Regions from separate parts of the Homo sapiens genome. Here regions 1, 2, 3, 4, 5 and 6 are each linked to region 7. The links are chromatin loops, found by intact Hi-C in ENCODE. Cell type or tissue: heart right ventricle. All regions are shown on one strand. Links, peaks and the distances in the headings refer to the core of each region. The heading gives the core; the rest is flanking DNA. Region 1 overlaps HINT3 (histidine triad nucleotide binding protein 3). Region 2 overlaps HEY2-AS1 (HEY2 antisense RNA 1). Region 3 has its middle 9.7 kb from the start of TRE-CTC1-7. Region 4 overlaps HEY2 (hes related family bHLH transcription factor with YRPW motif 2). Region 5 has its middle 91 kb from the start of RNF217. Region 6 overlaps HINT3 (histidine triad nucleotide binding protein 3). Region 7 has its middle 12 kb from the start of HDDC2.

What was found. Peaks named below come from ENCODE experiments on the same cell type or tissue, not always from the same donor. Only the 100,000 strongest peaks of a DNase experiment are listed, where the experiment ranks them.
Region 1: it touches region 7 in a loop (6-fold over the local background); 76 of 110 quality-filtered maps call a loop at or near these places.
Region 2: a loop joins it to region 7, with 2.9 times the contacts of the local background. A loop is called at or near these places in 15 of 110 quality-filtered maps.
Region 3: a loop joins it to region 7, with 13 times the contacts of the local background. A loop is called at or near these places in 105 of 110 quality-filtered maps.
Region 4: it touches region 7 in a loop (16-fold over the local background); 110 of 110 quality-filtered maps call a loop at or near these places.
Region 5: a loop joins it to region 7, with 8 times the contacts of the local background. A loop is called at or near these places in 25 of 110 quality-filtered maps.
Region 6: it touches region 7 in a loop (5-fold over the local background); 65 of 110 quality-filtered maps call a loop at or near these places.

What each region holds. Positions count from the first base shown.
Region 1 is chr6:125,965,570-125,970,183 of GRCh38, reverse strand. It overlaps HINT3 (histidine triad nucleotide binding protein 3), which reads right to left. Exons shown (of 5, transcript NM_138571.5): 2 at 3,180-3,297. Among named protein-coding and RNA genes, the nearest start is that of HINT3, 11 kb to the right of the region's middle. In heart right ventricle, for the core only: no CTCF peak of the experiment used is centred there; no DNase peak of the experiment used is centred there.
Region 2 is chr6:125,582,078-125,586,691 of GRCh38, reverse strand. The region is part of intron 4 of HEY2-AS1 (HEY2 antisense RNA 1); the gene reads left to right. Among named protein-coding and RNA genes, the nearest start is that of LINC02523, 90 kb to the left of the region's middle. In heart right ventricle, for the core only: a CTCF peak has its summit at 1,992; a DNase peak (open chromatin) is centred at 1,901; H3K27ac peaks cover 1,062 bases.
Region 3 is chr6:125,768,291-125,772,904 of GRCh38, reverse strand. No RefSeq gene overlaps it. Among named protein-coding and RNA genes, the nearest start is that of TRE-CTC1-7, 9.7 kb to the left of the region's middle. RefSeq lists an enhancer at 1,174-2,096. In heart right ventricle, for the core only: a CTCF peak has its summit at 2,899 (motif pointing right); no DNase peak of the experiment used is centred there.
Region 4 is chr6:125,751,327-125,755,940 of GRCh38, reverse strand. HEY2 (hes related family bHLH transcription factor with YRPW motif 2) reads right to left here. Exons shown (of 5, transcript NM_012259.3): 2 at 4,062-4,140; 3 at 3,851-3,934; 4 at 1,395-1,476. Among named protein-coding and RNA genes, the nearest start is that of HEY2, 4.0 kb to the right of the region's middle. In heart right ventricle, for the core only: a CTCF peak has its summit at 2,079 (motif pointing right); no DNase peak of the experiment used is centred there; H3K4me3 peaks cover 3,166 bases; H3K27ac peaks cover 4,000 bases.
Region 5 is chr6:124,868,988-124,873,601 of GRCh38, reverse strand. No RefSeq gene overlaps it. Among named protein-coding and RNA genes, the nearest start is that of RNF217, 91 kb to the left of the region's middle. In heart right ventricle, for the core only: a CTCF peak has its summit at 2,798 (motif pointing left); no DNase peak of the experiment used is centred there.
Region 6 is chr6:125,971,637-125,976,250 of GRCh38, reverse strand. It overlaps HINT3 (histidine triad nucleotide binding protein 3), which reads right to left. Exons shown (of 5, transcript NM_138571.5): 3 at 3,923-3,992; 4 at 1,278-1,404. Among named protein-coding and RNA genes, the nearest start is that of TRMT11, 13 kb to the left of the region's middle. In heart right ventricle, for the core only: a CTCF peak has its summit at 1,803 (motif pointing right); no DNase peak of the experiment used is centred there.
Region 7 is chr6:125,312,067-125,316,680 of GRCh38, reverse strand. No RefSeq gene overlaps it. Among named protein-coding and RNA genes, the nearest start is that of HDDC2, 12 kb to the right of the region's middle. In heart right ventricle, for the core only: CTCF peaks have their summits at 2,196 and 2,396; a DNase peak (open chromatin) is centred at 2,380; H3K27ac peaks cover 535 bases.

The DNA.
Region 1 (4,614 bases), core at 399-4,398, 650 kb before region 7:
AAAATTGTTAGTTAATTCACTAGCCTAAATATTAATGAACTACACATCAAGGTTTTCCATTAAAGTGGTTTCTTACCTCTTAAAAATCTAGCCCAATTGATCTATCATGTAGGCTACCTTAAAATATTGATCAAACTAATCCCAGAACCTCATGACAAAGCCTTTCCAGATTTCAGAAGTCCTAGCCAGAGCAATCAGGCAAGAGAAAGAAATAAAAGGCATCCAAATAGGAAAAGGAGTCAAACTATCTCTCTTCACCAACAATCTGAGTCCATACCTAGAAAACCCTGAAGACTCCACCAACAGGATCCTGGAACTGATAAACTACTTTAGTAAAGTTTCGGGATACAAATTCAATGTACAAAAATCAGTAGCATTTCCAAACACAACACTCAAACTGACAGTCTAAATCAAGAACACAATCCCATTTACAATAGCCACACACACACAAAAATACGTAGGAATACAGCTAGTCAAGGAGGTGAAAGATCTCTACGAGGAGAACTATAAAATGCTGCTGAAAGAAATCATAGATGATACAAACAAATGAAAAAACATTCTATGCTCGTGGACTGGAAGAATCAATATTGTTAAAAAGGCCATACTGCCCAAAGTAATCTATGGATTCAACACTACCAACATCATTTTTCACACAACTAGAGAAAACTATCCTAAAATTCATATGAAACCAAAAAACCCAAGTAGCCAAGACAATCCTAAGCAAAAAGAACAATGCTAGAGGCATCACGTTACCCAACTTCAAACTATACTATAAGTCTATATAACCAAAACAGCATGATAGTGGTACAAAAACAGACACACAGACCAACAGAACATAACAGAAAACCCAGAAATAAAGCCACATACCTGCAGCCATCTGATCTTCAACAAAGTTGACAAATATAAGAAATGGGAAAATACGCCATATTCAGTTAAATGGTGTTGAGATAGCTGGTTATCTATATGGAGAAGAATAAAACTGGACCCCTACCTTTCACCATATACAAATATTAACACAAGATGGATTAAAGATTTAAATGTAGGACCTCAAACTATAAGAATCCTAGAGGAAACCCTAGGAAACACCATTCTGGACATCAGCCTTGGGAAACAATTTATGACTAAGTCCTCAAGAGCAACGCAATAAAAACACAAATTGACAAGTAGGACCAAATTAAAGAGCCTCTGCACAGCAAAAGAAACTATCAACAGAGTAAATGGATAACCTACAGAATGGGAAAAAGTATTTGCAAACTATGCATCTGACAAAGGTGCAATATCCCGGATCTGTAAATAAATTATTAAACAATTAAACAACCAAAAATCACCATGAAACAATGGGCAAAAGACATAAACGGACACTTCTCAAAAGAAGACATACAAGAGGACAAAAAAATATGAAAAAAATGCTCCACATCACTAATCATCAGGAAATGCAAATCAAACCCACAATAAGATACTATTTCAACACCAATCAGAATGGCTATTTTTAAAAAGTAAAAAAATAACAGATGCTGGTAAGGCAGAAGAGAAAACATAACACTTACATGCTGTTGATGAGAATGTAAATTAGTTCAGCCACTGTGGAAAGCAGTTTGGAGATTTCTCAAAAAAATTAAAATAGAACTACCATTCGACCCAGCAATCCCATTACTGAGTATATATCCAAAAGAAAACAAATTATCCTACCAAAAAGACACATGCACTTGTATGTGAGTCACAGCACTATTCACAACAGCAAAGGCATGGAATCAACCTAGGTGCCCATCAGCAGTAGACTAGATAAAGAAGATGTGGTACATATATACCATGTAATACTATGCAGCTATAAAAAAGAATGAAGTCATCTCCTTTGCAGCAGCATGGATGCAGCTGGTGGCGATTATTCTAAATGAATTACACAGGAACAGAAAACCAAACACTCTGTGTTCCCACTTATAAGGAGAGGGTAAACACTGGGTACTCATGGACAAAAAGATGGCAACAATAGACACTGGGGACAACTAAAAGTGGGAGAGAGAAATGGGGGCAAGAGGTGAAAACCTAACTGTTGGGTACTATGCTCACTACCTGGGTCACAGATCATTTGTATCCCAAACCTCAGCACCACACAATATACCCACGTAATAAACCTGCTCATGTACCATCAAATCTAAAATAAAAGTTTTATCTAAATCTTCAAATCTAAACCGTCAAATCTAAAATAAAAAATTATCTTTTTTAAAGGCAGATTTGAAGTAAGCTTAGAAATGTCTTAGAAAATGATAGGTGACAAGCCACAGAAGGCATGAGTAGGAAAATGAGCAATCATCCTTAATAGACAAGATTCAGAATCTCCTTTTCAGAAGCTAGAAGTTCATCACTAAAAACTCATAATTAAATTTTGGTGCTAATTCATCTTCACAGGATACTATAAGGCAGGTACCAACATGATCTCACCATAAGGCAATATGAGCTCATTTGTCATATCGTAACTTGTTTGTTTATAATTTTTCATAGCACCTTTCATTTCAGAGTCAAGAAAGTCCATCATTTAAAAAGTCATAGAAATAGGCCAGGCACGGTGGCTCACACCTGTAATCCCAGCACTTTGGGAGGCCTAGGTGGGTGGATCACCTGAGGTCAGGAGTTCAAGACCAGCCTGGCCAACATGGTGAAACTCCGTCTCTACTAAAAATACAAAAATTAGCCAGACATTGTGGCGCATGCCTGTAAACCCAGCTACTTGGAAGGCTGAGGCAGGAGAATTACTTGAACCTAGGAGGCAGAGGCCGCAGTGAGCCGAGATTGCACCACCGCACTCCAGCCTGGGTGACTGAACAAGATTCTGTCTCAAAAAAAAAAAAAAAAAAAAAAAGTCATAAAAATATATTATCTTTTGGACAGTTTAAATGTTAAATAGCATGATGTCTGGTTTATGCTTCACAATCACTGTGGGAAAAGGTTAATGTATTTTTTAAAATTGTCCATGAGTTCCTAAATGTGGAGGCTGCATAATGAATACACGAGTATTATACTATTTTTTAATGAATTTAAAATTCTTTATAGTGAAAATTTCAAAAAGTCATAATGCTCCTTTTTCACAGTACTTAACTAGACTTTTTCTTTTTAATCTTCACTGCCATCACTGATACCAACTGAAAATGATATAAACATGAAGAATACTGCCATCATCTTACCCAGTTCTACTTGATCTTTCCTTAGAGTTCTGCAGTTTCCAATATGCTTCTTTGGCACCACAAGATAATGATGAGTTGCTGCTGGTTTGATATCTTTGAAGCAAATTAGGTCCTCATTCTAAAGGAAAAAACATTTGTTAGTGAATTTTTAAAAAGAATTTCTTAATGCTGTTCTGGCATGACTTAAATATCATTAATCTCAGTCTGACAGGGAAATGATACTTATGTTACACCTAACCCCCACTGGGCAATTTTATAATTACGCATTAAGTTCATAACACTTCCTTCATGAGATGCTTATTGATTCCAGAGAATAAAAAAGACACATAAAATCAATTTTGGGGAAACAATTATGAGTAAAGTTCACTAAAATTTCATTACCAATAATCTCAGAGTTTATTATTTCATTACACATTTCTCTATCCCTACCCTAAAGTTTTTTACCTTGACACATATTTTTAAAGGTTTGGCTACAGAATCACAACAAGATAGATAAATTCCTTTCTACATTTAATTTTTTTCCCAACGTAGCATTTTCCTCAATTATAAAAAGAACACCAGCTAGCATTTACATGTCCAGGGATTGCATTTTTTAAACACTTTTTAAAGCAATTATATCCAAAGACTTTTTTACTTGCCACTTTACAGTATTAAAAAGACTGAAATGCTGAAACAAATTCCAGTATATTGTACTAATTTATGGGACCACTACACTACATGTATGGCATCAGTTTTCTGGTTTACATTACCCCACACAGTAATCTACAGAAAAAAGAAAAGGAAAGGAAGAGCGTGTTTCAACCTATTAACATTTGAATTTCGAACTTTCCTAAAAGAAAATTTATATTCACTAAATAACCATATTAAATATCTGATAGTGAATATCTTATTCAGTATCTTATACTGATTTTAATTTTTACTTTACATTAAATAAAAATTAATTAAAATCAGTGTAAGCAGAGTTTCCCTTAGAAAAAATCCATGAATGCAATGCTGCTCAATAGTTCTCTGTTCCAAGAGCCAAAATTCAATTCAAACAAGTGCGTCATATCCATTCCAGTAATCCTGGTTATCCTAAGATAACAAACATGATAATTATATATCAATTTTAATCCATTTCTATCATTTTTATTATGGTTTTTCTGTCTAGTATTAAAATTAAAAATTGATATCCATGGAATGTTTTAGAAAAGGATAAGGTCAAGGACTACACTGTTTTTTATTGTTTAAAATTTTCCTTTTTTCCTTTCTTTCAGACAGGGTCTCTCTCTGTAGCCCAGGCTGGAATGCAGTGGCACAATAATGGCTCACTGCAGCCTCGATCTCCTGAGCTCAGTTGATCCTCCCACCTCAGCCTCCCAAGTAGCTGGGATGCACATCACCATGCCAGGCTATATATATATATTTGTAGAGATGGAGTCTCCCTATGTTATCC
Region 2 (4,614 bases), core at 202-4,201, 270 kb before region 7:
CAATTTCCTCTAGGTCTTCGCATCTTCTCTTCTGAAGGCTCTCATGTCATGTAAAACTTTTATTAAATAAATGCATTATGCTTTTTTCTTGTTTACCTGTCTTTTGTTATAGGAGTGTTGGTCGTGATCCTGTGATGGATGAGAAAATATATTCCACCTTTCTGTTCTGCCAAAACAAAGAATAATTTGAAGCTCAGGAGACTGTTTTTCTTGTGACTGGTGAGCAGGCAGCCCTTTAGCTCTATCTGCTCAGGACCCACGTGTGTATACCTGAGACTGGTTCAGAAGGGCACAGCATCATCAGGACAGGGGTCTCTGGGCTGCCAGCTTTCAATGGGCAGGCGATCCATGAGTGGCTCTTATCAGGACAGGATTGCGTTCTGAAAACCTCAGGGCCTAGCAGTGTCTGACTCAATGTAGGTGCTCACTAAATGTTTATTGAGTGACTAATGAGTGGAGAAGCTGGCTAAGGTCATGACTACACATCACTAAACATTTAAAAGAAAGAACAAAATACAGAAATGTGATGAACAATTTCCTATTCAGATACCTGGAGAGTTAACATTTTAAAGACTACATGATCTGAAAGACTACTTCTGGTGCCCAAATCCTGCAACTGTTTTTGAAATGGTAGACTGCGTTTTCTTCTTCTGAGAGATATTTAAGCATTTTGTGGTCATTCTTCGAGAGACCTGGGGAAGTACCAAGGCCTGAGAAGACGGCAGAAAGTTTCTTATTGGTAGAATTTGAACAGCAGGAGCAGCTGAATGTGTTTTTCTCCTGATACAACAGGGCTTTCTTGAGTTAAAAACTTGTTTTGAAGTGATCATAGACAACACATGTGATGAGAATGCTTTGTGTGTGTGTGTGCTACAGGGGTGGAAGAGGTTGTGGCATCATATGTGTGGAGTGCTACATGAAAGAAGTTTCAGATCACAGGTCCCGGTGCCTAGGGACATCCATTGTGGGCATGGACCTCAAGCCAAGGTACAGCACAGAGTACATGGCCTCTGCCCATGAGCAACATGTGCAGCCTCCAGCAACGTGCCACCCAGGTCATTGCACTTTATCACACTCCAAAATCGTGACCTCATAGGGCTGAGAGCTTTGACATTTGGTCAAGCGTACCTTTCTGGTCATTTGAAACTATGTCAGGTAAACAAAATATAACTTCTTCATTATCACTGGTGTTGTGGAGAGGACAAATGGGCAGGCAGGGAAGATCTCTATAAAGACTTAAAAACCCATAAGCCATTTTGGACATCAAACATCAGTTGCAAAGTACCACTTTGATGAGTTAAGAGTAAGTGAATGAGAACCAGATGGATTAAATTCCCCTTGAAATACACATTGGATTAAAAATTAAGAGAAGTCGTGCTAGATATATCGCATTGTTTCAACCACTAGCCAAAGTATTTAAAACAAAAGAGATATTTGACAATTTAGTGACAGTTCGCCCATCTCTAGATTCTGAATTTGAATTTGGCTGCATGAGTAGTTGGAGAGAAAGTTTTATGTACATGAAATAGAAAAATATTTCTTGGAATACCTACAGTAGACCAGAGGAAAAAAATACCTTCAATATGTATTTTATTTACTTGCTTAGGTAAATAAGTGAACATAAAATTCCACAGAAAATGTTTATCAAGTTACAAGTGGGTAGAAACGAACAGTTGCATGTGTGTACATATGAACTGGCCCAGGCACTTAATTAAAGATGCTTGATCATGTTTGACAGATCTTAATAGGTACTTAAAATGCGAACACACACACAAAGACATTTACACATCTGTGTGGCGCGTCCTGACCCTGACATGTTGATCAGCCCTTCAGAGAGTTGCTTTTCTTAGTGATTACTCACTGACATGTGACCCTCCACACAGGCTGCCTGTCCCGCTGTGACAGCAGGCAGGCCTGAGCTGCAGGCACTTGGAGAACAAGATCCCGGCATCTCAGTGCCCTCTGGCTTCCATGCATAAGCTGCTGAGTAAACAAAGGGACACGAATTTTATGCCGAATAGCTCAGTGGTGTTCCTGCAACAGGGTTTGCTCTGTTTATTTACTCGCAGTTCTGCAGAACTCCCTTGGGCATGTTTGAGGCGGAGGCTCTGGATGCCCAGACAGTCTGTCTAGAGGTAGGAATGGCTTCATGAAACACTATCACCCTCACTTGGGTCTTCTCTATGTCCTTGAAAGTGCTGTTCAGTCCTTTTCCTCAGAGGGTGTGTGCCAAGACAAATGTTCTAAGTGCAAGTTGTGAACCATCCAGATTTGTATTGAATTCACAGCTCACCATTTGCTATCTGAACTAGAAAAAGTGACTCATTTTTTGAACCTCAGTTTCCTCATCTAGGAAATGAGCTTAGCAATATGTCCTCACAGGTTAGTGGTGAGAGAACATGTGAAAAGTGCCTGGGATGTGGTCCTGCTCCAGACATGGATGCCATCCATTTTATTAAGTGGAATAATCTTTTTTTCCTTTGGTCAACAAACATGGTTGGCCAAAGTGAGTGAAGCAACCTCACTGTCATATCCTCTCTTTGGTCACTGAGACCAACATGGTAAATCCTAAAGTTATACTGAGCACAGCCCCTAGAGTCACATAGTTTTGACATCCCATCAACATTTCACTGGTTGCATGAGAACGTTTGCAGTCTCCCAGCACTCTTGAGGTTCACAGTCCAGGTCAGATGAAATTCACTGAGTCATTAAAAGGGGAAGTAAGAATAGGTTACCAATTTTTAGATTTAATTTTTTGATGATTCTTGTTTTATTAGCCCCATATATAAAATATAAATTTTTACATGGATATGACACTAAAAGCACACTGAAGGAAAAAAATAAATTGAACTACCTCAAAATTTAAAACTTCTGTGCATCAAAAGACACAAATCACATAAATGTGTATAAACACTATCCGTCAACTAAAAATAAAAAAAGGAGCTGGGCGCAGTGGCTCACGCCTATAATCCCAACACTTTGGGAGGCCAAGGTGGGCAGATCACCTGAGGTCAAGGAGTTCGAAACCAGCGTGGCCAACATGGCGAAACCCTGTCTCTACTAAAAATACAAAAATTATCTGGGCGCAGTTGTGGGCACCTGTAATTCCAGCTACTCGGAAGGCTGAGGCAGGAGAATGGCTTGAACATGGGAGGCGGAGGTTGCAGTAAGCAGAGATTGCACCATTGCACTCCAGCCTGGGCGACAGAGCGAGACTCCGTCTCAAAAAAAAAAAAAAAAGGAAAAAAAAAAGACACAATCAACTGTGTGAAAAGGCAACCCACAGAATGGGAGAAAATTTGCAAATCATATATATATCTCTGATAAGGAGTTAATATCCAAAATATATAAAGAATTCCTACAACTCAGCAACAAAGCTAGCAACTGAATTAAAAAGTGGTAAATGACTTGAAAAGACATGTTCCCAGAGAAGATATACAAATAAACATATAAAAATATGCTTAACATCATTAATCATTAGAGAAATGCAAATCAGAACACAATGAGATATCACTTCACACCCATTAGGATGGTTATCAAAAAACAGAAAATAACAAGTGTTAGGATGTGGAGAAACTGCAACCCTTGTACACTGTTGATGGGCATGTAAAAACGTGTAATGGCTATGGAAAACAGTATGGTAGTTTCTCAAAAAATTAAAAAGGGAATTACCAGTAATTCCACTTCTGGGTAGGTACCAAAAATAATTAAAAGTGGGGTCTGGAAGCTATTTTTACAACCATGTTCATAACAGCATTATTCATAATAGCTAACAAGTATCCATGGACAGATGAATGGATAAACAAAATATGGTATATGCATACAATGGAATATTATCCAGCTTTGAAAAGGAAGGAAATTCCTACACATGCTACAACACGGATGAACTTTGAGGACATTATGATAAATGCAATCAGCTAGTCACAAAAGGACAAATACTGTATGATTCCACCAATATGAGGCCCCTAGAGTGGTCAAATTCGCAGAGACAGAAAGGAGAATGGTAGTTGCCAGGAACTGGGGGAGAAGGGGGAATAGGAAGTCATTGTTTAATGGGTATACAGTTTTAGTTTTGCAAGATAAAAGAGTCCTGGAGATTGGGTGCAAAATAATGTAAATGTATTTAACACTACTGAACTGTACACTTAAAAAGATCAAGATGGTAAATTTCATGTTATATGTATTTTACCCAATTTAAAAAATCAGTTTATACAAGAGAGATTCTAGTGCCCTCATGGAAGTGTCTTTGCTAAAAAGCGATGAACCTCAAAAAATATGAATACTCAGAAAAAAATATGAATACTCAACCTTAAGAAAAAGCATTGAAAGTAATGTTAAATACCTGTTTTCAATGTGTTTCCAACATGTTGATATGGCAAGAAGTGAATCCAGTTCAGAAATAGAAATTAATAGAGTTGAAATGTTGCACATTAGAGGGAAAGGGAACCGGCGGTATGGTTTACATTTGTTACCTTAAACCATCATATTTCCATCAGTAAGCATTACTTTTAGGCTATAGATGTGACTACTAAGCCTCTAGGAGGTAAGAGCACTTGTTCAAAGTCATACAGGTGATAAGTTGTGGAAACAGGATTTGGACCCATTGCTGGAATG
Region 3 (4,614 bases), core at 453-4,452, 460 kb before region 7:
TATGATATAGAATATATTCTATTATATATATATAATATAGAATATATATATAATATAGAATATATTCTAATAGAATATATTCTATATTACATATAATAGAATATATTCTATATATATAGAATATATTCTATATTACATATAATAGAATATATTCTATATATATAGAATATATTCTATATTACATATAATAGAATATATTCTATATTATATATATAGAATATATTCTATATTACATATAATAGAATATATTCTATATTACATATAATAGAATATATTCTATATTATATATATAGAATATATTCTATATTACATATAATAGAATATATTCTATATTACATATAATAGAATATATTCTATATTATATATAGAATAATATATAGAATAGCATAACATATATAATAGAATAATATATAGGATATGTTCTATATCATATATAGAATAATATAGAATAGCATAACATATATTATATATAGAATAATATATAGAATAGCATAGCATATATATAGCATTATATATGTAGACAGAAATGTAGAGCTGTCATTCATATAAGAATAGCATCGCCTGGCGCAGTGGCTCACGCCTGTAATCCCAGCACTTTGGGAGGCCGAGGCGGGCAGATCACGAGGTCAGGAGATTGAGACCATCCTGGCTAACACGGTGAAACCCCGTCTCTACTAAAAATACAAAAAAACTAGCCGGGCGAGGTGGCGGGTACCTGTAGTCCCAGCTGCTCGGGAGGCTGAGGCTGGAGAATGGGGTGAACCCGGTGGGTGAAGCCTGCAGTGAGCAGAGATCGCGCCACTGCACTCCAGGCTGGGCGACAGCAAGAACTCCGTCTCAAAAAAAAAAAAAAAAAAAAGAATAGCAGTATGATGGGCTCAGCCTGCATATAATTCTTTTCAAGTGAAGTCCTAGAAGTCTACTTCTTGGTTTAATTGATAAATACATATTATATATTTATATATTATATATATAATAGCATAACATATATAATGCTATGTTATATATTATATATAATGTTATAATACGCTATTCTATATATTATATATTATATAGAGAGAATAGCATATATATAATGCTGTTCTATATTAATTCAATATTGAATTAAAATGAAAAATAAAAATAAATGATAGGTAATGTTTGGGCCAACTCTTTGGGATTACGGCATGGAAGCGATAGTTAAGCAAAATTCCACTCCCCTCTATTGCCATAGTTTATAATGGTGCTTTTCCTTTTTTTTTTTTTTTTTTGTTGTTGTTTTTTATTGATCATTCTTGGGTGTTTCTCGCAGAAGGGGATTTGGCAGGGTCATAGGACAATAGTGGAGGGAAGGTCAGCAGATAAACATGTGAACAAAGGTCTCTGGTTTTCCTAGGCAGAGGACCCTGCGGCCTTCCGCGGTGTTTGTGTCCCTGGGTACTTGAGATTAGGGAGTGGTGATGACTCTTAACGAGCATGCTGCCTTCAAGCATCTGTTTAACAAAGCACATCTTGCACCGCCCTTAATCCATTTAACCCTGAGTGGACACAGCACATGTTTCAGAGAGCACAGGGTTGGGGGCAAGGTCATAGATCAACAGCATCCCAAGGCAGAAGAATCTTTCTTAGTACAGAACAAAATGGAGTCTCCTATGTCTACTTCTTTCTACACAGACACAGCAACAATCTGATTTCTCTATCTTTTCCCCACATTTCCCCCCTTTCTATTCCACAAAACCGCCATCGTCATCATGGCCCGTTCTCAATGAGCCGTTGGGTACACCTCCCAGACGGGGTGGCGGCCGGGCAGAGGGGCTCCTCACTTCCCAGCAGGGGCGGCCGGGCAGAGGCGCCCCCACCTCCCGGACGGGGCGGCTGGCCGGGCGGGGGCTGCCCCCCACCTCCCTCCCGGAGGGGGCGGCTGCCGGGCGGAGACGCTCCTCACTTCCCAGACGGGGTGGCTGCCGGGCGGAGGGGCTCCTCACTTCTCAGACGGGGCGGCTGCCGGGCGGAGGGGCTCCTCACTTCTCAGATGGGGCGGCCGGGCAGAGACGCTCCTCACCTCCCAGACAGGGTCGTGGCCGGGCAGAGGCGCTCCTCACATCCCAGACGGGGCGGCGGGGCAGAGGCTCTCCCCACATCTCAGACGATGGGCGGCTGGGCAGAGACGCTCCTCACTTCCTAGACGGGATGGCGGCCGGGAAGAGGTGCTCCTCATTTCCCAGACTGGGCAGCCGGGCAGAGGGGCTCCTCACATCCCAGACTATGGGCGGCCAGGCAGACGCTCCTTACTTCCCAGACGGGGTGGCGGCCGGGCAGAGACTGCAATCTCGGCACTTTGGGAGGCCAAGGCAGGCGGCTGGGAGGTGGAGGTTGTAGCTAGCCGAGATCACGCCACTGCACTCCAGCCTGGGCAACATTGAGCACTGAGTGAACGAGACTCTGTCTGCAATCCCGGTACCTCGGGAGGCCGAGGCTGGCAGATCACTCGCGGTTAGGAGCTGGAGACCAGCCTGGCCAACACAGCAAAACCCCGTCTCCACCAAAAAAATACGAAAACCAGTCAGGCGTGGCGGCGCGCGCCTGCAATCGCAGGCACTTGGCAGGCTGAGGCGGGAGAATCAGGCAGGGAGATTGCAGTGAGCCGAGATGGCAGCAGTACAGTCCAGCTTCGGCTCGGCATTTGAGGGAGACCGTGGAAAGAGAGGGAGAGGGAGACCGTGGGGAGAGGGAGACCATGGGGAGAGGGAGAGGGAGAGGGCTGCCACATGTTCTCATAAGTGGGAGCTGAATGATGAGAACACATGGACACATGGGGTTGAACAACACACACTCGCTTTTTCTGAAGTACAAAAGTTCCAGGTTGAACTTTCTGAAGTTGTTCTGAAAGCAGGTCGAAAATGGTAAATGTGAAAATAAACCACAAGGTGGCGTCCTAGTCTCATGTGTCTCATTCTGATTCTTTAATCAAGTAATCCCACTTTTGAAATGTTGAGGATTTTTTCCCTTTAGTTTCTTTCTTCTTGTCATCAATTGTGCTTTATTTTACTTGTATATGTATATGTATTGTGCTATCAGATTAAAGACTGGGGAAAGCCATTCAAATAAATTTAATGCAACAAGTATGCTGGTTCAGCATATGACGTTCATTCATTCCTTCCTCATTCCATCAGTCATGCATTCATGTATTCATTCATTTAACCAATGTCCAAAAATATTTGTTGAGCCTCTTTTCTGTGTCAGATAGACGCAGGGCAAGAGGTCCTGGAGACTCAATGATAAGCAGAAACATAGTCACTGTCATTTGCTTTGAGTGTGGTGGTGAAGATAGACAGTAATCATACAATCACAAATTTAAATTGTGACTGACAAAGCCTATGAGGAAGAAAGGAGAAATAGGTGGTTCATATAGTTCTACAGTGAGGTTTTGAACCAGTTGGAGATGTCAGAGGAGTGATCCATTTGTTGAGATCTGAAAGATAAAGATGAGTTGCCTAGGTAAGAAGGAGAGAAAGGAACATTCACACAGAAGGAACATGTGCAAGGCCTTGTAGCAGGAGGGAGCGAGGAGAATACCAGAGGCTGAAAGAAAGCCAGGAGGGCTGGATGGCAAGGCAGAGGTATCAGAGAGAGGTGAAGAGAGGCCTGGGAAGTAGGCAGTAGATGGATCTTGCATGGCCTCGTAGTGAGGTGAAGGATTTTGTCTTCACACTAAGAACATTAAGGAGCCACAGCAAGGAAGATGAAGTAGCAGCTCAAAACCCGTGCCCAGTCACGGGTGGTTCAGTAGTTTTATGAGTACTGTATATATGAAAGATCCTGCACTGAGTATTAGTGGCCCAACTCCGTTCACCTTTGTGTGATTTGCTTTTTGATAGTGAGGGACATCACTTGAAAACAGTAATGCAATTTTAATCTCATCTATGCTCACTATATTTTTTTCTTTTGAAGAAACATGACCCCATTGTATTTATTTTGAATCAGACTAAAAACCATTGCTTTTGAAGACAGGAAACATAAAGTGTGCTATCCTAACAAACAGATAGACCTATTTAGCTCATCCACAACAAAATAAAAACCCCTGGCACCTCGAATATACAAGATATAAAAGAAAATGTTGTTTGCTTTGTGGTCACTTCACCTCAGAAAGAATCAAGTACTAGAAATTAGGAGACCTGGATCATGTCACTGTGGGAAAGATGATCTAACGTGGCTATGCCTCCATTTTTCTCATCTGAGAAATGAAGCATAGTCTAGTTTATGTTCTTCTAACTCTGAAATTCTGCAAATCTGTGAATATATTCATAAAAATCAATATGTACATGTTATTCACTTAATGTAAAGAGAATGGATATTGGGGGACTACCTTGGTATATATTTGAATGAAAGTGTCTGAGTGGGAAAGCAGAAATTGTGTATAAGACCAAATGAGGCTAGGCGCGGTGGCTCATTCCTGTAATCCCAGCACTTTGGGAGGCTGAGGCAGGTTGATCACCTGAGATCAGGAGTTCAAGACCAGCCTGGCCAACATGGCAAAACTCTGTCTCTACTAAAAATACAAACAATTAGCCAGGCATGATGGTGGGTGCCTGTAATCCCCACTACTCAGGAGGCTGGGGCAGGAGAATTGCTTGA
Region 4 (4,614 bases), core at 350-4,349, 440 kb before region 7:
AGCAGTTGTAGAGACAGAATCATGGAGCTGCAGGGGCCCTTGGCGCTCATGCTGCTAGTGTAGCCCTCAAAGTGCAGCCCAGACTTTTTTCTTAGGTCAGAGGCACAGCAGTGGTCAAGCTAGGCTGGATCATTGGCTTCTGTGATTTAATCCAGTTATCTTTTCTATTATGTAAGAATGTTTGCATTTCATGCCATCATTCAGGATGGTTCCTTGAGAAGGTACAATCTGGGAAAAGTCAACCCATTGGGGCTTCTCTGTACAATGGTTACCCTCCCTCCCTACTAGACGCAGGAAAAAGATGGTTAAGATCAGGGCTGATGTTCTAGAGATCCTCAATGGTATGGCCATACAGGAGTTAAATATTGGTAACAGTTGCTTCCCTCCAATGTCCTGCCTCTGCCCTGATCTAGGACCCGTATACAGTGTAGTAAAAGGTTAATGCTGAGCACCGGGAGGCCTTCAGGATTTAGTTGGAGCCCTTAAATCCTTCTGATACCTTCTCCTTATTCAGTTGTTAAATATACTGAATAACACCCTTGGCTAAGGTGAATATCAAAGGATTCTTTGAAGGATGAAAAAGATTCAGAGGAACAAAATCAAGTCTGAGTTGTGATGTGTAAGTGGGATAATGAAATCTGAGTGAACTAGGATCTCAAGGCTGTTTTTAGCATGAGATGAGATCCTCTCTCACCACCTCGACAATTACTCCCTAAGTCACTATCCAGTACAGAGGACACCTCTCTAGGGCCCTGGACCTGGAGTGCCTGCTCCTGTTTGCTTTCCCCAAGAATGACTCTGCTCCATTAATGGCTTCTGGTGTAGAGACTTCCTACCTGCACTTCAACTGTTCTGTTTGGTCTAAATTCAAGACCAAGCAAAAATCTGAAAACAATAATGAAAATAACTCTAGAGTCAATTCCTTTGGAATAGCTGAATTATTTTCAGTCTTAGCCTTCATTTAATGAAGACAGAGGAGGAGAAGGAGTAGGAAGAAAGAAGCAGAAGGAGGAGAAAAGGATTACCTCTAACCTCCTGTTTATGTTTGGATGTTTGTGTGTTTGTTTTTTGTTCTTTCTGTACAGATTCCAGCATGCGCTTCTTAAGTCCTAAACAAATCTCTGACCAGGCTGCTGTGAATGAAGCTTTACTCCCACAGTATTATGAAAGCAAACACAAGCCCAGGGTCAAGTGCTTCTTTTGTTCCAAAAGTTCTTTCCCACGAGTTCAATCCTGCCATTAGCATTGATTTCCATGGCTTTAATCTGGGGCCTCCTATCTCAGCTTGTTAAAGAACTGTTCAGCTATGACTTCCTTACAATATTAGGGGGAATAACATGAAAAGAGAAAGGTAAAAAAGGCAAAAAAAAAAAAAAATGAAGTCATCTACTTACCTTTACCCCCTGTTGCCTGAAGCATCTTCAAATGATCCACTGTCATTTGCAATATTTCAGCTTTTTCTAACTTTGCAGATCCCTTCATAAATAAATAAATAAATAAATAATCCTATGTCCTACAGAAACTAATCTGAAACATTATACACTGAATTTAGCATTATGGCTTCAATTTCCCTCTCACTAGACAATCCCAACTTTTATTTTTTCACAGAAAACTTCGAATTCTTTCCAAACTTTACATGAAAGCACTAATTAATGTCATACCTAATGACAAGTATTTGCCATTTTAACTTTTAAAGACTAAAAGAAACTAGAATGACTTTTTTAAATCATAAGAATAATTATTCTCCTAAGATCACCACAGCAAAATGATTTCAGTTGTAAAAATCTCAAACTTTGCATTCAATCTGTGTCTTGGTTAATAATATGTTTTACTATGGGGCATCAATAGTCTTCTATAAAGCCAAAGTCTAGAGGAGTTGCATAACAACTCCAGAAGATAAGGAGATAGGATTTTAGCAATTGATTGTTAAATATTTTTAAAATAGAAAACTCCAATAAGTCCTTTCACAGGCCTACTAAGTCCTGAAATAAGGTATTCACACTAGAACCATATAATTGGATCTGCATTTCAAGCAGATCCAAAAATTTTAAAAAGGACGACTTTTAAGGTTTTTTTCCCCAATAATTACCAGCAGGTGTCACTGTGAATTTCTAAGCTCACAAACAAGAAGCAATAATTTACTGCTTACCTAGGAAGCATCATAAATGCTTAAGGATTTTTGAACCTTTTAAAATAGTTCTTAATAAAATTGTCTTGCAAATATATTTTTATGTCCCTGCTTTCAGAATAAGGAAACCTCTGGTAACCAATTGAAATACAAATGTGCCATTTCAAGCTGTCTCGGGGACTGTGGGTGGCTTCTCATTTCCTGGAAGAGCTAAATAATTACCAATATGTTCTCTTTTTTTTTCTTTTTTAAGGACACTAAGGTTTATTTCAGGTCCCTATGCTTTACTTGTTTTGTAAAAATTATCAGCACCACGTACGGTGAGAGTGCCAGAGTTACTTAACTGCTCTAAAGAACACTTTTCTAATCATATTGTGACAGGGCCAACTCACTTGGGTTGGTAGCCAAGCTCTGCAAATGGGAAAGCTTGTGTTTATGGTAACTAACTGCCAAACAACTGATGTTTGCTTTTAAGGTTTAAGTCAACATTTAAGAAAAAAAAAATCTAACAAACCAAGAAAAAAAATCAAACAGACTTCGCCTCATAACTGCAGACATTTCAGTACTTCCAAATTTTAAAAACATCATTGATTACTGACATTTTCACTTGAAGCCTATTTGGCACTGAAAATGCTACTAATCAAAACTACAATTTCCACATTATTTTTAGTTTATCAAACACAGTCTCTGCATATAGATTGGGTGTGCTTTTTGTCTTAAAAATGTATAATCAGTAGCATATTATGTTTTGTATTTGGTCAGCGTTTAATTTTTCCATGAAAATGGTACAAGCAGATTCAGTAAAGTCACTAATAATTGAAACTGCACTTTCTGGATAATTTCCAAGGACTTTGTAGGGCTTGTTTTATAATGTTTGCAGATTCATGAAGTAAACAAACAAAATGGAATAAACAAACAACTGTTGTCTTATTGGAATTAAACTGAAAGTATTTTCAACAAGGACATGCTGCCATATCCTTTGAAAGATACTCTTAGAAATCTGTGTCATTAACCACTGCGGCAGGGGGAGAGCCATGACTTCTAAAACCACAAAAGATTTAAACATTTGGCTTTCTACTTTTCTAAGTGTGCAAAATCTTTTTCTTTCTTTCTTTTTTTGTAAAGGAATAGGTAACTATGAAAAGGGGCATTTATGATTAACTTCATTTTTACCAAACTTCTAAAAAGATGACCCAAATCAAATGGCATTCTACCAACCCAGGGATTAAAAATGAAAGCAAATGGCTTGGTAAATAAATTTTAGTGGTATTATCATTTAGGAAATAGAGCTAGAGATGTTACTTCTTGGGCTCTGATTGTTTTTTAATTAAAAATATTACATTTTAAAAAAATTTTGAGAAAAAAATGGTTTTTTTTTTTTTTTTGAAGGATACGGTATACAGCACAGTTTTAAATAAAACCACTACTGGTATTCATAGAAAGAACAGAGAAAGCATGAACACTGTTACCCTTAAGGGGAAAATAAGCTAAAGAATGGAAATGTTTTTCAACTTCATGATGGATTATGTTTTTAATAGTTTTGCCACAACAAAGCATTTTATTGAAATAGCTGCTCTGTGCCAGATCAGGGCACATACACTATTATTTTAATGAGCTTTAACAAGAACCCACATTCCCAGATGAGCGAATCAGATTGTGTTTGAGCTTTTTTTTGGGGGGTGGCGGGGTGGGTGGGGGGATTCTGGGGAGGGGATAGCTTACTTGTTTTTCAAAAGCAGTTGGCACAAGTCTTCTCAACTCAGATAAACTGTTATTTATCCGATCCCGACGCCTTTTCTCTATAATCTATCCAAAAGAAGCAAACAACAAAAGTTTATGAATTCACAAATGATAAAATTACTCAAATGAAAAAATGTAACTGTTACACAATAGTATAAGTTACATGAAATAAAAAGGGGGAAAAATCACATACCCCTCTCCTTTTCTTTCTTGCCATAATCTGAGATGTTGTTGTTGGAGAATTCAATCTAATCACAGAGCTAGTACTTTGCCTATGAAATAAGAAGAGTATGTCAGGTGCTGCATTAACATAACAATAGTTTCTTCTGGGTACTTGTGGCACCCATTAAATATTCAGAGTGATTGCACAGTTCAAGTCTGTGTTATTTTATTCTTAGTTCTTGTTTCACTCTTAACGGACTTTGCTTTCAGCCCGGCTGTCTCTTTTCAGGTAAAAATTACGCCTTAATTTGTAATCCAGATGCTAACCCATTGGCCAAAATGTCCCACAATTTTTACTTGAAAGTCTCCCAGTGAAATAATTACCGGCAGTTGGGCTGAGAAGTTAGATATTAGCATTTCCTAGTTCCACTCATATATTTTAAAGTCAACTAATCTCAAATAGCTTTCCTTCTCCCTCCTGTCAGGCACACTGAACAAAATAATGCCACTTTTTCAAATCAGGGTTATGTTAAGCACCACTATCAAACAGATGTGCAGTCGTCATACGTCAAACTCTTGTCTCT
Region 5 (4,614 bases), core at 412-4,411, 440 kb after region 7:
AAACTGTAAAAACAAACAAAAAAATTAAGAGATGATAAAAGCTGTAATTAAAGAACACAAAGAAGAGAATGGACTCAAAACACTGGTAGAATTTAGAGTTTGATTATGAAAGGTATGTGGGAATTGTGAGAGAGAGGATTGACAATGGATGTGAGATCTTTATTTTGGAAGACATTGGGAATTTGAGGTATCTGCAGAAAATTTCAGTATGATGCACAGTATTCAGTTATGTTTATGAACCTGGGCTTCAGGGGCGAGCAACACACTGGAAAGACCTAGAAGAAAACTAAAGCCCAGAAATGTGGTGGAAACTTTCCTGAAGTGAAGAACAGAGATTTACACCTACATGTCAGAAGGATTGATTTACAGACAACTAACTCAAGCCGAGCGTGGAGTAGATAGAAATCAGTATTAAAAGTATTTGTTTTTGCCCAGACTTTTAAGAGGACCATATGATAAGGTGTAGCCTAATGGTTCAGTTACATAAAAGCTTTTGATACACTGCAATAAATGAGCATCTTACCCTGAAAAGTAGATCATTAAAGTATAATTATTTTTAGAGAATAAATGAAATAAATTAGCTGCTTTGGAGGTAGTTACTAGGTTATTCTTGATAAGAGTAAGGAGCAAATTGCTAGAGTTAATGATGGTTGGTTTTAGGGAAGTGATCACTGGTCAACATAATTTCATTTTCAGTATTATTCAAACAGAATGAACGTTTTTGCAAGTAATGTCTGTTGAATTTTAAGCATTAAAGAATGAAAAGGATATATTTGCTCATTTATACATTAATATGCTGTATCAGTGTCAATACATTTAGAACTTTACTATTAATTTACTTCTACTTACTAGATTTTCTGTTTTGTAGGACAAAATCGTAGTAGGTAATGGTATAGGAATCTATCTAAAATAATGGGGCTGGAGATTGTGATGTATAGATTAGTCAGATTAGCAGGGTTGGAACATAGACACAATAAATTTGCTTAGGAGCTTGTTAAAATGTATGGAGAGTTGAAATCTTATGCAAATCATGTGTACACGAACCTTCTGTTTCAGAAGATTCTTGAGCAGTGAGGGGCAATGGTTAAGAATTCTAGTTTTGTGGTCAAACACATTTGCTTTGTTGAGCAGTAGCTGTGAGGTTTTGAGACAATTAAGTAGCCTCTCCATGCCTTCATGGGTAAGTGGAAGACAATAACAGGACGTATATTGAAGGATAATAATGAAGATTAAATTAACTATAGCCTGTGCTATACAATGCCTGATAGGCAGTTAGTGCTCCAAAAAGTTTTAGGTTTTGTTAGCATTTGACATTGCCTTGGTGCTATCATTATATAATCAACCATCAATCTATGTATGAGAAAGCCTTAATGTGGAAATCTTCTGATAGTTTTCTGTATGTGGTTTGTATATTTTTTTATTATTTATTTATTTATTTTTCGAGATGGAGTCTTGCTCTGTTGCCCAGGCTGGAGTGCAGTGGCGTGATCTCGGCTCACTGCAACCTCTGCCTCCCGGGTTCAAGCAATTCTCCTACCTCAGCCTCCCGAGTAGCTGGGACTACAGGCACGTGCCACCACCCCTGAGTTATTTTTATATTTTTAGTAGAGATGGGGTGTCACCATGTTGGCCAGGCTGGTCTCGAACTCCTGACCTCATGATCTGCCCGCCTTGGCCTCCCAAAGTGCTGGGATTACAGGCGTGAGCCACCGCACCCAGCCTGGTTTGTATTAAAGCGCAAACTTTAATGATAGAGGCTTTATAAAATTAGAAAAGAAGACAGTCATTTATATTGAGCAGCTGTGTTACAGGCACTGTGTAAGAAACTTGTACACATATATTATCTCATTTAATCTGCCCAACAGCCTTGTATAATAGTAATTATTCTTCTCATTAAAAAGTTAAGCAAAATTCTATGTTTCAAGTGTCACAGAGATAGTGACAGAGCCATTTTCAAATCCCCAGTCCCTCATTTTTACATCCTTATAGAAAATGTGATTAAGCCATAATATTGATTGAATGGAGATGAATTTTTTCTCTTCTTGGTGCTTCAGATAATGTAATTGACTGAAGTAGTACATGCTCTAACCCTTTACTCCTTCTCTTTTGTATGTAACTATGCTGGAATTAAGTTGTGAAATAATTATGGTTTTCATAGTTTCTGGTAATGTCTGAAAAATTACTAATATATAGATTGTGAGGTCTGAACTGATAAAATTAGAGAGAGAGAGAGAGAGAAGGAGAAAGATAAATATAGATATAGCTATTAAAAACAATAAGAATCAGTCAGATTTGACCGTAAATGGATAAAAGACTAATTCTGCCAAGAATCATAGAGATTCGACATTTGTATAGCCTTAGGAATGTGTCTGTAAATTTTAGCAACACAGAGAATTAGACTAGAAGAAAGTTGTAACAAAGGGAAAAATGACCCCATTCTTTACAAATTCTCAAACATTTTTATACACAAAAAGGCTATATTATCATACATAGGAAAAACTTACAAATACTTGTATGTATTTAAATATATCAGTGGACTTTTAAAAATAAACATGCCTCGAAAGCAAGCATTTCATGTTAATGGCATTAAAGGAGTTTATATTGAGTTTGGGACAAAAGATAAATTATTCCATATTTAAATCCTTGGATGATGGATCAGAATTTTTTGCTGTCTTCTTGAATTTATATAGTTTAGATATTTTTGGTTTAGAGTTTGTTTATACAGGTTCAAAAATTTGATCAAGTTTTAGCTTTAAGAAAGCTGGAGTTTGAATTCCAGGCTTAGAGCTCCCTCTTCTGCTTACTGGTAGATATGGGAAATCCTGGGTTTTTATCAATGAATTCCAAGATTATGTCAGAATTCCTACATCCATATTTTTACAATTAACTTTCTGAAACGTAGCTGGAATTTATTACTTTTGATAGTTAGTGATTAACCAGTTTACCTGAAAAACAATGTGTGATAACCAGGGGCAATTTGCATGTACCAGAAACCTCTAAAAAAATTCTTATATTTAGAAGACAAAATTTTAGGGGTCAAATGGAAACATCATAAGGATAGAAGAAAGAAGGAAGGTAATGTTATTAGGTAGTTATATGTTAAGCAAAGTACTATGTATTCCCCAGCCATTATCTCAAAGAGTTTAATGATTGCTGGTTTGACAAATGACAAAATTGAGGTACAAAGAGTTTAAGTGACTTTCCCAAGCTCATGTAGCTGGTAAATTCAGACATCAAGGTCCTGTCCTCTGTCCACTAATACACGAAGAACAGCAGTCAAGTGCAAAAAGAGTGTTGTAGAAAAGAGAAGAGTTTGTGACTTATTTATTTATTCAGTCACTCATTCAACAAACGTGATTAAATTTGTGGATTGTAGAGTATACATTGTTAAAATAGATTCTAATTTATAATATTTTAATGGGCAAATAGACTGAGTTATAAATACTGTTACATGTTACATAATCTCTTCATCGTTACAAGTACTAAAATTGTGTTCTTATTTGTGTTTTTCATGGTCAAAAGAGAGGGAAAGAAACAGAAAGACTAATTTTTATTTAGTGTCGACTATATGCTAAGTGTTTATGTATTTTGTTTATATTAGTTGTCACAGCAACTTCATGGTATTAGGCATTTACTTTTTTCTTTCTTCCTTTTTAAAAATTAATAGATGTTATTTCTTGGAGTGATTTTGGGTTCACAGCAAAATTGAGCAGAAGGTATATATATATACTCCCTCCCCCTACATATGTACAACCTTCCCCACTATCAACATCCTCCACCAAAATGGTACATTTGTTACAATTGATGAGCCTACATTGACACATAATCACTGGAAGTCCATAGTTTACGTTAGTGTTCACTCTTGGTATTGTACATTCTACGGGGTTGGCCAAATTTATAATGACATGTAATTACTATTATAGGATCATACAGAGTAGTTTCACTGTCCTAAAAAATGCATGTGCTCTGCCTACTCATTGTTTCCTGGCTTTTAATCCCTGGCAACTACTGATGTTTTTACTGTCTCCATAGTTTCATCTTTCCCCAGAATGTCATATATTTGGATTCATACAGCATGTAGCTCTTACAGATTGGTTTCTTTCACTGAGTAATATGAATTTAAGTTTCTTCCATGTCTTCCTATGGCTTGATACCTCATTTCTTTTTAATGCTGAATAATCTTCTGTTGTCTGGATGTACCAAAGTTTACCCACCCATCTACTGAAGGACATCTTAGTTGTTTCTAAGTTTTGGCAATTATGAATGAAGCTACTATAAACATCAATGTGCATATTTTTATATGGACATAAGCTTTCAATTTATTTGGGTAAATACCAAAGGGCACAATTGCTGGATCTTCAGGTAAAATTGTGTTTACTTTTGCAAGAAACTGCCAAACTGTCTTCCAAAGTGACTGCACCATTTTGCATTCCCATCAGCAATGAATGAGAGTTTCTGTTGTTCCACATCCTTACCAGCATTTAGTGTTGTCAGTGTAGGCACCGATTTTTAATTATCCTGATAGGATGGCCATACATCCTGGCTTGCCTCTGTCTCACAGTCTTGGTTAATCCTGTTGTGCTGGTTTAATTATTAACAGTACCCCTCTCCCCT
Region 6 (4,614 bases), core at 203-4,202, 660 kb before region 7:
TTATATTATTTAAATGAAATCATCTGGGCAACAAGTTGAAGACAGGGATAATATGTTTGAAATATGAAGTTTCTAGAAATCAGACACTTTTTAAATTTTTCTGTACTATGACTAGAATAATACCATTCATTAACTAATGATAAATAAATACTATTGGATGATTATTCAGATATGGCAACTACAGATCACTTTGTCATCATGGACACATAAAATAACACCCTGGTAAATTAGTGGTCAATTGGCCTTAGAGGGACCCCAGAGTCACTTAATATCTAAGGGCTGACTTTCAGACCACAGGTGTATAAACAGCTGAACTCTACTCCACTTTTGCTTTGGAAAAGCAGAATGCTGTAATTTTTTAGACTCAAAACTTCAGGCCAGGCACAGTGGCTCACACCTGTAATCCCAGCACTTTGGGACACCAAGGCGGGTGGATCATGAGGTCAGGAGATAGAGACCAGCCTGGCCAACATGGTGAAACCCCATCTCTAATAAAAATACAAAAATTAGCTGGGCATGGTGGCATGCACCTGTAGTCCCAGCTACTTGGGAGGCTGAGGCAAGAGAATAGCTTGAACCCGGGAGGCGGAGGTTGCAGTGAGCCAAGATTGCACTACTGCACTCCAGCTTGGTGACAGAGTGAGACTGTCTCAAAAAAAAAAAAAACAACTCTTCAGCCACAGATCTGATAGGTGATGCTACTACTACAACTCTTTTCTAAGGAATTTGAACTATCAAAAACTACAAAAACTCAATTTCTACAATGATGTTGATGATACAATAGAGGTAGCAGGTAACATTTCCTGACACTTACTATTTGCAAGGTACTGTTTTAAGTGCTTTTCACATAAGTTACCTCATCAACTCTCTTATCAACCCTAGGTATAGGCACTGTTACCTATATGCAGGTAATAGATAAAGACCTTGAGCCTTAAAAAATGTAAGTAACTTTCACATGGACCCTCAAGCAAGCACTGCAGCCAGAATTTGAATCCAGATCTGACTCCAGAGTCAGAACTCTGAATACCATGGTTCTTCTATATCGTATCTGCTACTTGCAATGGGGAAGATTTAGCCATAGCTTCTCTTCCTACAGACTGATGATCTTCAAAATCCCCCAAATTAAAAATATTATTTTGGATATGTGCAAGCAGTATGTTAAAACAGGTAATCAAGTCTATGAGAGCTGTAAGTGCCTACTGTTGAGAAGAAAAAACTACAATGAAAAGGATATTTTAAATATTTTTGTATGCTGCTGACATAACAAGAATACTCACTGTGATAAACCAATAGGAATTGACTCTATAAACCAACTTGGATAAGAAGCCAAGCTGATCCACTGGTGCCAGAACATGAAGGTGCAAGTGGGAAATGGAACAGAATGGTGGCATATGAAAACCCATCCTAAAATAGAAAGTAAAGAGATGATTGACAAACCAGTTCTAAAATAAAGTCATTTTTCAGGTGAAAACACATAAATTTTAATGAGATCCAAAATAAGTACCTAAGGTAAATAGACTGTCACAAATCTCATTAATGTTTCTCTTTATGCACTTCAGAGGATTCACACACTTCCTCTTCTTTTCATGTTGAAGTTCGTAGTAACATAAGCTCATCATCAAGGAAGGCCTTAACAGCATATTACGCCTCAATATAATCTTTATGAATTCTGAGTTGGCATAATGTCTTATCACTTCAGTCTTTATCATCGTAAGCTTTCATTCTCTTAAAATATGCTCTTGCAATGAATTTTTAAAAACATCACTGGACACTCAAGTAGTCGTGTTCCTTTATTCAATACATAGCCAGTAGATGGCACACTTTTTCCTTTAATAAAGTACTCAGACATTTCCCACCAAACCAACAATATTTCAGTAGTGAGATTAATTATGTCATCATAAAAAACTTTCGTCATCACCCAGGTTTCTTGTTTAATACTTAAAATAAGTTAGATGATAATGATAATTATGTGCTTCCTAAAAGATACACAAGAATTCCTTTAAATGGTTACAAAGTTTTTAAAATATGATTTAAACTCTTAAAAATAAGCTTACAAAAATTTTTGCAAGTCCACCTATGCTCAGCAGAGCAACACACACCTGTAACAATAATCAAAGCCTAGAAATATTTGCCTGTTCAAGGTATCAGTGAGTGGAAGTGTGGAAAGGAGGCATAGAAGTGCTATACTGCAGCAGTGATCCTCTGGGACTAGCAATGTGGAGTCAGATATGCAGTACATACTTTAAAATTTCCACCACCACCTAGAAGAGGAGACTAGGTTTTCCTTCTGCCAAACAGTCATATAATGTAGAATCAAATAATCTAGAAGCTTGAAGCAACTCAAAGGTTCACTCAATCTTTTCATCTTAAAGATGGAGAAGCCATGATCCAGAAAGTTTAAAATATTCCCAAGGTCCCAAAGTTAGACAGTCGTGGAGCTGGAGTTGAGACTCAGGGCTCTCAATTCTTTGTCCAGTGTTCATTCTTCTAATAAGTATCCTATGACTGTGAAGGAAATGTGTGGCTTCTGGCCAAAGGGTCTCAAACACCATTTGTTCCTTGTCATTATCACACTTGGTAATACTTAACAGTTTTTGGAGGATTTTTCACACAGAGAATCTCATTTGCACCTACCAGCAGGCAGAGCAGGTATTATCTTGGAGAGGCTAAATGGCATGTCTAAACTAATACAGACAGTGTACGTAGAGTACACCACAAGTAGCATGGATGGCATTAGAATTCAAGTCTATTCTGAATTCTAGGTCAAAAGTGTTAGAAGTAATCTCCATTATACCTGCTTGGGTCACAGAAGCAAAATTGGAAACCTTTTAAAAAGAAAAACATTACTTAGACAAATTAAAACATTTGAAAAGGCCCGGCGCAGTGGCTCACGCCTGTAATCCCAGCATTTTGAGAGGCCAAGGCGGGCGGATCACTTGATGTCAGGAGTTCGAGACCAGCCTGGCCAACATAGCAAAACCCTGTCTCTACTATAAGAAATACAAAAGCTAGCCAGGCATGGTGGCATGCACACACAATCCCAGCTACGTGGAAGGCTGAGGCAGGAGAATCACTTGAACTCCGGAGGCAGAGGTTGCAGTGAGCCAAGATCGCACCACTGCACTCCAGCCTGGGGGACAGTGCAAGACTCCGTCTCAAAAAAAAAAAAAAAAAAAAAAAAAAAAGTTGAAAAATTGAACATCATGTGCTTACGCCAGAGTTCAGCAGACAACAAATTCAAGTTAATTTCACGTTAGAATTATAATCATGTGTTTTTAAATCATATAAAATTTTTCTAAGAAAATTCAACTTGCATACAGTTTTATAGGAATGCCCATATTGAACAAAGAAAAGTAGATTTGCTGGGTGTGGTGACTCACACCTGTAATCCCAGAACTTGTGTGAGGCTGAGGCAGGAGAATCACTTGAGCCCAGGAGTTTGAGACAAGCCTGGGCAACATAGGGAGACCCTGTCTCTACCTAAAAAATTTTAAAATTAGCCGGGTGTGGCAGTACTTGCCTGTGGTCCCAGCTACTCTGGAGGCTGAGGTAGAAGGATACTCAGTCTGGGAGGTTGAGGCTGCAATGAGCCATGATCACACCACTGCACTCTAGCCTGGGCAACACAGTGAGATCCTATCTCAAAAATTTTTTTTTAAAAAGTAGACTTGTAACTATTTTACCTACCCACTGCCCATATAGACTTGTCTGTCCAAACTTCAAGTGGAAATTATTGGAAGATATTGAGACACAAGAGGAAGTTTTATTACATTTATACTACCAATGAACTATATTCTCACTTTCAGGAAAACTACATTTAAACCACAAACTGCCACCTCTGTTTCCATTTTCCATGGAGAAATGACATTTTGAAAAACGTCAATAATGTATAATATTGGTTTCCATCTGGAAGTATACACACCTCACATTCGTGAAGTCAGTGAAATTATTTCTTTCAAGAATGGTTTTTCCAACAGTTACCATGTTCTCAACTGTAAAACAGAAAAGACACAACATTACACTAGAGGAGACATTAAGGTCACAAATTGCCATTGATCTTCACTCTTGTCCTATCAAATGGGTAAACATTTAAAGACACATTCAGGCCAGGCACAGTGGCTCACCCCTGTAATCCCAACACTTTGGGAGGAGGATCACTTGAGCCTAGGAGTTTGAGACCAGCCTGGGCAAAAAGGTAAGACCTCGTCTCTAAAAAACATTTTTTAAAAAGTAGCTGGGTGGCCAGGCGCAGTGGCTCATGCCTGTAATCCCAGCACTTTGGGAGGCCGAGGCAGGCGGATCACGAGGTCAGGAGATCGAGACCATCCTGGCCAACATGGTGAAACCCCCATCTCAACTAAAATACAAAAAAAATTAGCCGGGCGTGGTGGTGCACACCTGTAGTCCCAGCTACTCGGGAGGCTGAGGCAAGAGAATCACTTGAACCTGGGAGGCAGAGATTGCAGTGAGCCGAGATTGAGCCACTGCACTCCAGCCTGGTGACAGAGCAAGAGTCTGTCTCAAAAAAAAAAAAAAAAAAAAAAAAAAGGTAGCCAGGCATGGTGGTGCACACCTATAGTCCTAGCTACTCGATACGTGGAGGCAGAAGGATTT
Region 7 (4,614 bases), core at 228-4,227:
TGCTCCAGTTGCCCCCACCAATATGCTTCACCGAACTGCTTAATGGAAAATTCTGGCTTTCTGATGGTCACTCTCAAATTCAGGAAGAGCGCCAATCTCACCAGAAACTTGCAAAAGAATGTAGAAAAGCAAGATAAAAAGTAAATCACAAAAAAAACTGGTATGATGGTGTGCTAATCAATCTCACTGAAATCGCTTAGTGATTGTTAGCTAAATAGCTGAGAGGAGGGAGAATAAAAGATGAAAAAAAAAATCAGAAAAAATAAAAAATTTAAAAAAAGCTCCTGGAGACAGGCAGCCCAAAAGTCTGATCTGACCAATTTAGGTCATAGTGAATTTTTATTTGTTGGTTTTTGTCATATTAGATCTCCCAGAGTCTAGATTTTTAACTTTATATGCATCCCCTACTGACAGAGAGAAGGAAACTGAAGATTATGAAGCACGTAGGATAAAAAGATGATTAAATATAAAACAAGTTGCTTTCTCTTCTAACAGCTTTCTGCTCACCCAGACTTCTGGTTTTATTTAAAAAGCCACTGCCTTTGGAAACACATAGGGTCTTTTCAATAGGAAAAGATCAAATGATGTTAATCAGGCCATGAGGCCTAATGCTTTAATGCAACTGTCTCTTTACATTATACACATTCCAGCTCTATAAGGGGGAATGATTTTTATCCTAGAATTTCTTTTTTTCTCCTTCTTCTTTTCCTCCCCCTCCTCCTCCTTCTCTGTCTCTCGCTTTAAATCTTGTTTGACCAATCCGTACAGAATATGCTTGCTTCTATAATTCTTCCTTTCCAATCCCCAACAAGGAACAATCTATTGTGTCTTACAATGAAGAAAGACAAGATGATGGGACAATGCATCCCTCTTCTCTTTTCCACGTTCCTCGCATTTTTGGTTGCTCATTTTAGCCTACATTTCAATGCACTGCACGTAGCCCAGGCTTCTGTCTTCTCATCACCTTTTCTCCTCCTCAGCTATTGGTTCTGCCTGATGGATTCAGTTCCATTTAACTACAGATGTAAATGCATTTACAGCTGTTCTCAATAGCTTTTTTTGAGCCAGTCTTTTCTTCAAGAACACAACCATCATAGTTTGAATTCTGTGGCATGTTAAGCCTGAAGATGCAAATATTGAGGGGTTGGGGGAGAAGATGCGTAATAATTGTCTTCAGATATTTGACCTGCCACCCTGTTGATGTAGGATTAAACTTCTATAGGAATATAGAGCCATTGGAGCAGTGATTCTGAAAGAGGGGCATGTGGTAAGTAGAGTCACTTGGGGACTTCCTCAGGTTATAATTCCTTTCTCTGCTGAGATGCTCATGTGCCTGCTGTAGAGTGCCACTGTTACAATGGGAATGTGATCTATTTCCTAGGAGCATTAGGATGGAAAAATTGAGAGAACTAGAGAAGTGTGCTATAAATTCCACAAGATCAGGTAAACTACATATAACTTCCTCACCTTTTTATTTGTAAGCCCTCACAAGGACTGGCACATGGCAGATGCTCAAAAAAATCTTAAAGTATTGTCTTGTTTATGAATTAAAATTTAAAACTTCAGGGAAACAAATTTTGTTTTAATATAAGGATTATCTAATAATTTGAAGCATTGTCCAAGGTGAGTTGTCATGACAGACAGAAACTGGGGGTACTGGTATATCCATGGAGAGTTGACCCGATCTATGGGACTAACAGAAGGGCAGCCAGTTTGTCCCCAGGCCAAGAGAAAACCCTAACATGTTTTATTTCATGGCCGTGAAAAGATTCATGATTCGGAGGGTATAAAGAGATGCATCCTATCATATCATCAGTTTAAATCAGGGAAACAAATCCTTATGCCTTGCTTTCTGAGGATTCTATGTTAATTTGAACTACAGTTTATTAAATTCTAAATTTCAAATTTCTATGTATAACAATTTGGGGTTTATTACTAAGAATAATACTTGTACCTTTGAAAGTCTCTGAGTACTTGGGTCTCTTTCTCTAGAGCTCTACATGAATGCTGGTACATATCAGCACAAAGATGCCTTCTGCCTGCAGACAGCAAAACCTTTTAACCTCACCTCTTTGCCGTAGTAATTTGGAAACCAAATTTGGAAAAAGCTTGATAGTGGCGCACAACAAAGTCCAACATTTTCTTGAAACATTGGAAGTCTTTTGAGGTTTTGCCCTCTTCCTCTTCCTTTTTCCTGCTCCTTTGTAATTCTAAATGAAATTCATCATCCAAGGGAATGGGGTATGGTGATAACAATTTTTGATATCAATGTATTGCACAGTCATTTGCACTGAACATCTGTGGCCTATTATAAGGAAGTCATAAAGTGGGAAGCCTCCACCAGCGTTGATGTGAGGATATTTTGGTCAAGAGCGCCACCTCTCAGCAGCGAATCAAAGTGGCCCCCTGTGGGCCAAAATCAGAGGAACCATTGGCCAGCGGAAGAGTGAATAATCTAGTCACTAGTATTTTCTCACGGCTCTTCACCCAATTACCTTTTTATTAAACAGTGAGAAAGTGCCTGAGACTGTACATCGTGTCGGTTTTAGTGGAAGCACACGGGAGGTGGATAAATCTGGGCTCTGAAAAATAGCCCTGAGTGTTCTGTGTCAATAAAAATCTACTACTAAAAGACGGCAATGGAAAATTCTTAGCTACTTATTTTAAAATGTAGATCCTTACAGAGTAAAACAAGTCTTCAGACTTTATCGAGGTTAAGAATTATTCCTTAGCATTTTAGAGATCTTAGAGTTCTTCTAAGCCCTTTTGTTATAGGTGAGGAATGTGGGGTTCAGAGTGGTGCAATGACTTCTAAGACTCCCCTATTGACTCTCCAGCCACTGACTGCTGCCCTCAGGCCCTTTCTTTTGAACTCTTTTTTTTGGATTCCCAGGATTTTACAGCTTAGAGGGTACCAGAAAATTGAGACTAAATAAAAACTAATTGTGATATCTTAGACTGTATCTGAATAGAGATTTTATCTTTATACATTTGTTGCATGTGGCTAGTGCAAATAAAGTACAAATCTCTCTATCCATAACACACACAAAACACAGATGTTGATTTCTGGATAAACTTATGTAAATCACTACACATGTGTCTGAATTTATTCATGCAAAAATTTTGAAAAAGCAGTTTTAGATTCTCCTTTATAGGGAGCTTTAAAGTGATTTAAAATATACACCTGTACGTATTAATATGATTTGATGTTCATACGATATTTTCTAAGTAACTTGTCTTTGTTTTTTTTCCTGAGACAGGATCTCACTCTGTCACCCAGGCTGGAGTACAGTGGTGCGATCTCAACTTACTGCAACCTCCGCCTCCCGGTTCAAGCGATTCGCCTGCCTCTGCCTTGTGAGTAGCTGGGACTACAGGCATGCACCACCATGCGCAGCTAATTTTTGTATTTTTAGTGGAGATGGGGTTTTATCATGTTAGCCAGGCTGGTCTCAAACTCATAACCTCAAGTGATCCACCCACCTCGGCCTCCCAGTGCTGGGATTACAGGTGTGAGCCACTGCACCTGGCCACTTGCCTAACTTTTAACAGAGACTTTTGGAGATAATGTCATGTTCTGAGTGACATGGAGGAAATTTTACCTCATTTTTTTTTTTTTTTTTTTTTTTTTTTTACTGTGAAGTGGTATTGCTGTCACAGGAAAAAGGCAGTAGGCTAAGGATGAGAACACTTAGGTTCAAGTTCAGGGTCAGCCACTTAGTAGCTCTGTGGTTTAACCCAAGTCACTTAAACTCTCCTGGGGTGTGTGTGTCTGTGTCTGTGTGTGTGCATGTTAGAGGGCGGGTGTGGTAATAAGAAAATCTAAACTGCCTTTCTCATTGGATTGTTCTTAGCATCAAATTCAATAATGTACTTGAAACTTCTTTGAAACATAAATCAAGTTTAAGTTAGTATTACAATGGCCAGAGCATTTGCTCACCACCATGTAGCATGCCAAGTGGAGGCAGTGTATTTAAAGGTTAAAAGCCAAGTTCTTTGATCTGCCAGTTTGGATGGAATCCCAGCTTCACCACTCACTGGCTGTGTGACCTCTGGTGAGTGCTGAACCTGCCTAAGTTCAACATCCTGATGGAATACGAATGTAGTATTACACATATCTTGTTGGGTTGTTATAAGTACAGTGATGCATGCAAGACATGAAGTGGGAGGTCAAGCCCATAACACGTCAATGTTAGTTTGTCTTCACATTATGAGATTCCTGGCTCTTGCTTTTCCTGGGGTTCTGGGGGATAATCAGTCTAGGAGAGTTTGGCCTGTTAGCCTTTGAAACGTTTACTTAGATCTCCTTTACTTATTTACAGAGCTAAGACGTCACCTCAAATAACATAGGACAAATTAATGTGTCATGAAACAAAATCATCTTCAGCAAAGATTCAAGAGTTTGAGGGCTAAACCCGAGAATATATATTTTTTATTCTAACTTCCTCACTCTCATCTTCAGAGCTATGTCCCTTTCAGAAAAATTCTACTTCAAGAGAAGATTTGGTTTCAGGATGTCTCCTGGACTGGAGGCATGTACCTAGTAAGTGTCCCCAATAATTTCAGACCCTTTATAAACTTGATGGATTTCATATATAACTCATTGTTTTGTAT